Linked DNA regions of Homo sapiens: region 1 is linked to region 2. The links are chromatin contacts, found by Hi-C or POLR2A ChIA-PET in ENCODE. All regions are on one chromosome and are shown on one strand. The core of a region is the stretch at or near the end of the contact, and the rest is flanking DNA. Distances in the headings are between cores, read along the strand shown.

Region 1 (5,123 bases), core at 947-3,446, 190 kb before region 2:
TTCTATCTTCAAATATACCCAGTGTTAGAAAAAGTGAAATATATAAGCTTACCCAGCATTTCCTTTTATGTGATTAAGTCAAAAATATTTATTGAGCCCCTCATATGTATATATACATATATATAACAATTAAAATATAGTTTCTGCTCTCAAGAAGCTTACAGTTGTATACAACATTATTAGAAAGTTAAAGAGAACTCATTTATTTATTCGACCAATTTTTATTGAGAGCCTAAAGATTCAGTTCCTGTTCAAGGTGCTAGAGATGTAGCAATGAAGAAAACAAAGCTACTGTTGTGGTGAAGGCTACAATCTGATAGAGAAGGCAGATGTTAAAAAAATAAATAACATAAATTCAGGAGGTAATTAATGCAATGAAGAAAAATAAAACAGGTTAAATGGATAGGCACTGACAGACAGGGGATATAGAATGATCAGGGAAGACTTCACTGAAGGGAACTCTATAAAGAGCACTGCAGGCAAAAGTAACAGCAAGTGCAAAGATGCTGAGGAGAGAGCATCCTTATCAAGCTGATGGATGTGGCTGATGCAGAATAAGCCAGGAGAGAATGCCAGAGAACTAGCCATGGTCAGATTATGTAGTGTCTTTTGGGCCATACCTAGGACTTCAGATTTTTTATTGTAGCCCCCCACTGTAATGTGAGCCAATTCCTTAAAAGTTCTCTTTCTCTTTGTATACAAACATATGTATATGTATATATGCCTATAGACATCTGTATCTCTCTCTGTGTAGATGTATATATGTCTATAGGCAGACACACACACATATATGTGTATACAAACAGATTTATACATAGAGAGAACTTTACATATATAAATGTATGTGTGTATATGTATGTGTGTATATGCCTATAGATATCTTTATATCCAGGAAGAGACATATATATATAGACACATGTAGATGTATATAACTGTATTGATTTATCTATCTGTATACCTACACACACACATATACACACACACACACACGTATATATGTTCATGTCTTTGGGTGTGGGATATCAGAAGCTCAGTTTGGACTATGTATGTGATATGAAAGTAGTATATACAGCAATTCTCCATTAGCTGGTAGTAGACTAGAAATATATTATCTATTGCCCAGTAGAATTTCCATTAGGATCCTTGCATTTTTCGTTTTCTTATAATCTAATTTTCTGCTTTTTATTTTTAAAAAGATAGTAGCTGCATCAAAGTAGTTTGTTTTGGTTTTTGTTTTTTGTGTCAAGGTTGACTATGGCGGATCATTCAGCAGATGTAAGTACGTGTTCACTTGAATTAAACAGCATTGTAAACAACTTCAAATTACTAAGTAAAGGTATTTATTTGAAACATAGAAATACTAAAAAAAATTAATGTCATGGGGAAAAATGCTGGTTTATTACAGAATATCAATATAACTGATGTAATGAATTTAAAACATTAAGCCAAATGACGTTGATTTATATTGCATTGCAGGTAAAATAGACAATCAAATGTACTCTGTCCATCCCAGTCTCAGTGTATCAATTAAAGCAACTCTTGGAGTCTACCAGTCACCATACAGTGGCTCTGTTCCAAACTATCAAAAAGGGAAGATTTTGTCAAGAGGAACTACTTGGCTACATTTTCCAAGCATCTATTGTTATCTATCTAAGCATTCGGTCTCTTCAGACGAAAAAACAGAAGGAAATTATTAAATGTTTGACAAGTTGATAATTTAGGATCACTGTATGTCACTGTATAAGAATTGCCTATTCTTACTCTATTCCCAATCTCTGAGGGAAGTGGCAATATGATTCTAGATTATTTAGAACAATAAAAATCTATACACGGAAGCTGCGTCTAAGAAACGAATATATAGTGCTTTGCACTCGACTGGCCCATTGTCAGCATCCCGCACTTGTTCTTTACCTAACTTGTGTGGCTTGCATATTGCAATCTGTATTACAATCCAGACGCGCTCTGCAGATTACAGATTGGATCCACAGAAAGCAGTTTGGATGGTTGAAATTCCCTCCACCAGAGGGCGACTCAGAGCTTTCCCCTGTAGCTCAGAGCTTTGTGGAAGGGGAACCCTGCTGCCTGTTCTTCCCCACAGCGACACTGACAAGTTGATCCAGCCGCGCTGGGCTCGAGCCTGTGCGGCAGGATGGAGCCAAGGGAGAGCGTGGTGCGGGGGCGTGGGGAAATCGGGTTGCCCCAGCCGTTACTGGTCCGCGCAGTCAGGGCATCCTCCGCATCCTCCACATCCTTCCATGGCTCTGAAGAATAAATTCAGTTGTTTATGGATCTTGGGTCTGTGTTTGGTAGCCACTACATCTTCCAAAATCCCATCCATCACTGACCCACACTTTATAGACAACTGCATAGAAGCCCACAACGAATGGCGTGGCAAAGTCAACCCTCCCGCGGCCGACATGAAATACATGGTGAGAAAGAACCAGGGCTGGGCTCTTAAATCCCTGACTCATCCTGAGGTATCTGGGTGATAAATTTCACGGACTTAACTTGTACTAATTCAATCCGGACTTTACATATATGCAGTTAAAAAGAAAAAAATTCACACCTTGGTTGGGCTGTCTCCTCCAGAGTCATAGGAGTGAACAAGAAAGGAAGACTTGAAGCTGTTCCTTGCCTCTTGCGGGGAAGGTGGGGATGCTGGAGCAGTGTTTGGAAGTTGCTTTGTTGCACCACTAAAGTTATAAGTACTGAACACAGGATTATTTTGTTTTCTTTCTTCCATTTTTTAGCTAGCAATTTCCACCCCCCACAACCAAGATACAAGATACCAAAGAAATAGCCCAGGAATGGAGATTCTCTTGTTCTCTTACTTATTTTTATATCATATGAATCCAAGATCAAAACAACACTTCATGTGTAGTATTATTTGAAAAAAATACAGTACTCTATTGAAGAATAAGCATAAAAAGCATTGGATTATTAAATAATCCATAGAATTTACAAAATTTTAAATACTTGACTATGAATTGTATGATTGGAAATTTCCCTTGCATTGTAACTTTTTCTTGTTTATAAATGCATCACTATGAGCATAAACGTTGATAGTATTAGTCTATTTTATGTGCTATGCAGATGTAGATACAGTATAACTCATATCTATTCCAGCTTTCTTCTTTTCTATCCAGTGGAAAACAAAAGTAATTATAAAATCACAACTCAGGCATTAAAATAAGTTCAAAACTGTACTAGTCTACTGTATAAGAAAATTATATTTTGATGGAGAAAGATTCAAATATGTATCAGAAATGAAACAAGAATAAACTAATCTCTTTAATGCAGAATTGTTAAGATATTTTAATATATAATGTTTACCAGCTTGGGGTTGTCCAAGGCATAAATTAACTAGAAATAAATCTTCAACGGAATTCAGAAATACTAATATTAGTATTAATATGGTTGATGCCTTTAGAGTTTTATTGTAAATGTATGATAAAAAAGAGTAAATGTGGGGTTAAATATAATAAATGTTCTTTATATTTCTTTTGTACTCATTGACTATTTAAAGCAAAATATGATAACAATGAATTGTGGAGTTTATAATAATGTAGAAACTAAACACATTATAACCAATGCATAAAAAATGAAGTGAAGTGTCAATAGAATTATTCTGCTGAAAGTTCCTTATATTGTTAAGAATCACAATAATATTTCTGGATGGACCGTGAGAAGTTAAGAATGCATATTTTAATATCTAGGATAACCATTAAAAATATACAAAGAAGTAGAGCTAAAAATCCAGTAAGTAGAATACTAAAGTCCTTGATTAATTTTTGGAAAACAGGAACAAGGAACAAAAGAACAAAGAGGGAATCATTTAAAAATAGCAAATGGTAGACTAAAACTTAACCATGTTAAAATTACATTAAATGCAAATGACTACTACATACTTTAATTAAAAATAAAGATTATCAGATTGGATTAATGCTTTTGTAACAGAAACATATCACAAATAGATTAAAGTAAAAAGATGGAAAAAATACATTATGCAAACTCTAAAATTAAGATAGAATAGCTATATTTATGGCTACTGAAGTAGATTTTAAGACAAGGAGAACTACCAGAAATAAAAGGGGACATTTAGGAAAATAAAAGGGCTAATTCAACAAAAGACACAGCAATCTTCAATACAAATAAATGTAATAATATATTTTAATACACAAAAATTGGCAAAAGTAAAGGGAGAAAGAGACAAAACAGTCATAGAGATTTTAATCTTAGTGAGTAAGAGAACAAGTAGGTAAAAATCAGTAAAAATAAAAAAGATTTGAACATCAAACAATTTTACCTAATTGACATTAAACAATTTATACCACACTGCAAAATACAAATTTTTATCAAGTATTCATTACATTCATCAATATAAACAATATGCTGAACCATAAAACAAGTCTCAATAAATTAACAGTATTTGAAATTTTGTCCTATATCTTCTGAAAAAAAAGTCTTAAACCAGAAATAAAGTGTGCAAAATCTCCCAAAATGTGAAATCAAGCAGCACATATCTAAATGGTCCATAAGTTAAAGAATAAATAATAATAGAGATTACTATAATTTAGATTTGAATGTTAATGGAAACACAGCATATCAAAATTTGTGGGATATAGCAAAAGAAGTGTTTGGAAGCATACGTATAGATTTAAATGAATATTTTAGGAAAGAAGAATGGTTAAAAATCAAGACCTATTCTTTCAACTCAAGAAGGTAGGAAACAAGTTTAAATTAAGCACAAGAAAATTTTTAAAAAACTAAAGATGATCATAATTTGATGAAATTGAAAGTAAAAGTATGAGGACTAAAATCAATAATATCAAAAGTTGGTTTAAAACTATATATTAATAAAATTGATAAACCAGTAGTAAAAAAAAGATTAATGAAGAAAGACACAACTCAAAAATCAATTTTAGGAATGGAAAATCACTTTTAAAAAACTCCACACATTAAATGGATAGATAGAGAATATTTTGAACAAATTTATACTAATAAATTTTACAACATAAAGAAAATAAATGGACAAATGTCTTGAAAATCAGCATTTTATAAAATTGACACAATATTTTGATATGTTGTTTATTGAATGATTACTAGTGAATAAGTGCATAAAA
Region 2 (4,652 bases), core at 1,187-3,686:
GGATAAGACGCTCTGGCCTAAAGGTATTCTGAGTTGCTGTTATTCTACTTTAAAGGGCCAGTAAGTGCCTAACCAAGCATGCCATGAAAGCAGAGTTATTTCCCCCACCTTTTTTTTTTTTTTTTTAAATTTAACCTACCTAGGGCAGTATTAGTTTGGTACCAAAGCCAAAGATTCCAGATGGCTGTTCATTATGATGCTGGGCTCCTCTGTGGACAGGTCTCCATTTTCCTCAACCATATCATTGTGGAATTCTGTTGCCTCATGACCTGAAAAAACACTGGGATTTGTACATACAGTGGACCCTTTGGGTTGAAAGACACTCATTACGGCTTGAATATTAGTCTCTTCAGGCCCCAAGCCAATAAAACATTCATATTTTCATTGGGAATCTAGCCTCTCCTATAATTTACATGCAATCTTCCCTCTTTCTCTTTGTGATTGTTCTCATTGATAAGGACCAGCTTTGATATAATTTTCAGTTTGAACGTTCTTCCCCCTAAAGGAAGCTGGAATACATTCCATGGTATTAGGTTCCACCATAGCAACGGAAGGCTTTTTATTGCATGCATGAATATTCAGGATTTAATCAGTGGCATGTGAAATGTATTGATACTACTGAGAATTATTTTATGCTAATAGAAAAAGCAAACGACAGTCTTTTATTTGTAAACATAACACTGAAAGAACACTTGAACTTTTCTGGAAAGCAAATCTTTAGTCATTTGTTGAAGCTATATGCCTTTCCCATCCTTTAGGTGGCAGTAACTGCAGATGGCCCATAATAAAATGAACTTTTTAAGTGAAATATTTTAAACATTTAATACATTTATATTTTTAAAAATGATTTCATGATGTTAATAAGATGGTGGCATTGCTACTTCATAATTTCAAATTCTCTAATTAAAAAGTCTAGCTACCTGACACTGGGAGGTGTGTAAATGCAGGCTTTAACATAATACTTTTTATCATCCAACAGTGATTTTAACCTCTTTTTGTTTACCATTCCCTTTACTATGTGATGAAATACAGACTCTTTCCCCAGAAGAGCACATGTTTGCATAGACATAATAGCACTCTTCCATAGAATCCCTAGAGGATCAGGCTACCAGTTTAGGGGGCCTTGCCTTAAAGCAACATGAGAGGAGTGTCTCAGAAGCCTGAATCTGATCTTTTAAGCACTAGAGTGTCCTGCTCTTAGAGTTGCCCAGGGGAGGTAGAGGGGATGGAAGCACTCTTTACCTTTAATAAATAAGCATATGCCTTCTTCTACAATTATGATTTCAGTATGATTAAATAGTTGCATAGAACTATACTTCTCAAGACTCCTTTGACGGAAAGTCATAGAAACTCAAAGTAACTTATGTAAAAAAGAGGATTTATAGTCCCATAACCTGGATACTGCATCTAGGAACTCAACAGTGTCATCAAGACAGTAATGCCCTCCCTCAATCACTGACATGTTCTCTCTCTCTTTCTCTCTGTCCCCCTTCTGTGTCTATCAGCAATTCTAGGATGTACATTCTTAACAGAAGAAGAGCTTCTTTTTCTGAAGAGTTATATCAAAAGTCCCAGGTGACCACTTATGTTTAGTTTTATCAGTATTTATCAGTTCCATGCATATTTTTGTTTTTATGGCTACTACACACACACACACACACACATACAATCTTTAAACAAGATAAAGTAGGCTTTTCATATTTTATATGACACATTGTACATTATACTTAATAAACATGTATGTAATTATTATATAACTATTTTACATTAGTTACATTCATATAATGTATAGGTATATTATATATATACAAAATTATATATATAATGTGCATGTACTTATGAAACTTGCTTTTTATGTGGAATATATTGTTTTTAGATATATTCATCTCGAATCCATGTAATGCTAGTTCATTCTACCACAGTAAATAACTTTTGAAATTTGTTTATAAAAGACATTGTGCCTTCCATCTTTGTTGCATTCTCTCTCTAGCTCTTTCTCTCTCTCTGTCTCTCTGGGATCACTCATTCTGGGGAAAGCCAGCTGTCGTGTTGTGAGCAGCCCTGTGGAGAGGTCCCTGTGGTAAGGAACTGAAACCTGTCAACAGCCACATGAGAGAACTTGGAGGCAGCTCATGTAGTTTAGTCAAGCTGTCTGATGGCTGCAGCCCGACCTAATTGCAGCCTCCTGGGAGACCTTGAGCTGCAAGCTCCCAGCTGAGCTGCTCACAAATTCCTGACCCTCAGACACTGTGTAAATGTTTAAGTTGCTAATTTGGGGGATAATTTTTACACAGACAAACATAACTAACACAATATTGAAGCAAATCTAAGAATTTATCAATATATCAGGTTTTGGTGGGGATACAGACATGAAATTTTTTCTCAGTAGAAATAGTTTTCCCTGGTTCTTGCCACTAGAGGGCAAATGGTCACAAATAATGGCTTTTTCTATTTCCATACAACTCAGATGTCCGATGCAAACATTCTTAGAGACCATCTGCTCTGTTGCCTTACAGATGAGTATACAAATGCCCACAGACATTAACTTACTTGTTCAAGTTCACACAGGCTAGATCTTAACGTAAAAACTCAGCTGCAGTTAATAACATACAAACCAGCTATTTTTAAATTTTTTTAAATTTTTGTGATATACACCTGTACACCATACATCTATGTATATATATATATACACCTATGTGTATACATCTATACATAGGTTTATATATTTATGGGGTACATGAGATGTTTTGATACAGGCATGCAATATGAAATAAGCACATCATGGAGAATGGGGTATCCATTCCCTCAGGCATTTATCCTTTGAGTTCCAAACAATCCAATTACACTATTTAAGTTGTTTTAAAATGTACAGTTAAGTTATTATTGACTATAGTCACCCTATTGTGCCAATCAGTTAACTATTAATTAATGCTGCTATTTCTGAAAGTCACTAGGTACAAATAAAGAAGGCTTTATCTTTTTTATTTCAACTAGCATGTTAAAATTCCTAAGATCACAAAATTTATGATAACAACCATTGCCATTTATTGGGTACCTATTATGAACAACTTATTATACACATGTGCTACATGTCTTTTCATTTAATCTATCTAATGAAGCTTTGAAACTTACGCCTATCAATGCATGAGGGTCAGTGTCTTGTCCAAGGACACGTAGCTAGAAAGAAGGAAAACAAATTTGATTCTGATAGACGTTAAATCTCTTTGCAATATTTTTCTTAGGGCACAGCTCATAGCCTCTGATTATACCAGAAGTTTGTTGCTTCTGGAAACTTTTAGTATGTTGAGACATTTAAATGATTGCCATATAACATTGGAACAGAAAAGAAAAAAATTGATGACTCTCCTTCCCTTTTTCCCAGAAAAATTCTCTCTCTCTCTCTCTCTCTCTCACACACACACACACACACACACATATTGCCTCTTTCCTTCATTCTAGCAGACCAGCTTTGTGATACTGGTTAACCTTCCTAGAGCTTCATTTTGTTGCACCTTCTTCATTTCTAAAATAAGAATACACCTACCTCTTTTAAGCTCTCAGCAGGGATGCTGTGATGATTAATGAAAAAGTCTTCATGAATCTCATTTGATTTTGCAGAAGACAGAAGTTTAATAAAGCTGAAGAATCATTATAATGGTAATTAGTCATATTTTAGGACAGATGGGCAAGTGTCTGGCAGTGGTGGCTTAGCTGGAGCTGTTGCCACACCAAAGCAATAAAATAATGTCAATATGTCAGCCACATCAAGTCAGACGCAAAGAGGGTGCAATAGCAGCCTACTTCACACACTGCTTTGTTCATCATCTCTGCTTGGCACAGACTGGGACAGAGTTACAGCATTTCTAAGACAGACAGGCAGGCAGTTCGAGAAGAGCCACCTCATTATTGTGGCATATAATCTCCAAAGATAGCCACCACTGATAGCTTCCTTCCTTGTTGATATGCATGTTACTCCTCACACTAAGAGAGTGAGGAGCCCCTTGAATCTGGCCTGGCCCTGTGACTTGTTTAGATCGAGAGAATACTGTGGCTATGACTCTGCTAATTCTAGGTCCAGCCTTTAGAAAGACTGGCAGCTTCTGCTTCCTCTATCTTGGAAGAATGATGCAGGATAAGAAGTTCAAATACCCTGAGCCCATCTCACTATGAGAAAGCCCAAGCTAGCCATGTGGAAAGAGGGACAGAAACAGGCCTGACCAGCTCTCGGATATTCCAGTCATCCCAACTGAGGTTCTGAATGTGAGTGAAGAAGCAATCTTAGACATTTCAGCTTCAGTAGATACCATGTGGAGCAAAAGAACTGTTCAGTCCAGATTGTTTTTAAGCCATTGTGTGCTGGCATGTTTCTTATATAGCAATAGATATTTGAGACACCTATCAACATTTAAAATAGGGTCATATATCTCTTGATATTCTCTCTTTGCTAAATGAAGTAGAGGATTTCTTCAGAGAAATGAAATAAGGGAAAAACAGTAAGAGTTTGATACAATTGAGAGGATAGTTGCCTTTTAGAGGATACAAATTTTAGTTTTATAAAAGTCTGATTAAGATAGAGCAGTTATCTTTTCTTTGTTCACTCAGGCATTCATGCTCAAATATTTGTTGAATAAATATATTGCTTACTATACATC

What was found. Hi-C counts contacts between places; a loop is a spot of excess contacts on that map. ChIA-PET counts read pairs that join two places held with the same protein, here RNA polymerase II (POLR2A). Pooled maps may share reads with other maps.
Region 1: a loop to region 2 is called in a pooled map, with 4 times the contacts of the local background. The contact joins the promoter of GLIPR1L1 here to the enhancer-like site in region 2. A Hi-C loop is called at or near these places in 6 of 168 maps with a recorded cell type or tissue (PC-9, ascending aorta, naive thymus-derived CD4-positive, alpha-beta T cell and 3 more), 14 of 37 single-sample maps with no recorded cell type and 17 of 50 pooled maps. POLR2A ChIA-PET finds 5 or more read pairs at or near these places in 10 of 52 experiments (B cell, CD4-positive, alpha-beta T cell, CD4-positive, alpha-beta memory T cell and 6 more).

What each region holds. Positions count from the first base shown.
Region 1 is chr12:75,332,474-75,337,596 of GRCh38, forward strand. GLIPR1L1 (GLIPR1 like 1) reads left to right here and starts at 2,197. Exons shown (of 6, transcript NM_001304964.2): 1 at 2,197-2,429. The coding sequence starts at 2,256. It also overlaps a transcript of CAPS2 not described here. RefSeq lists a silencer at 1,934-2,043.
Region 2 is chr12:75,524,696-75,529,347 of GRCh38, forward strand. LOC105369844 (a long non-coding RNA gene) reads right to left here. Exons shown (of 16, transcript XR_007063375.1): 15 at 140-269. Among named protein-coding and RNA genes, the nearest start is that of KRR1, 15 kb to the left of the region's middle. Within about 2 kb of position 2,437, at least 3 of the 41 ENCODE cell types and tissues checked have a DNase peak (open chromatin) inside an H3K27ac peak, as active enhancers do.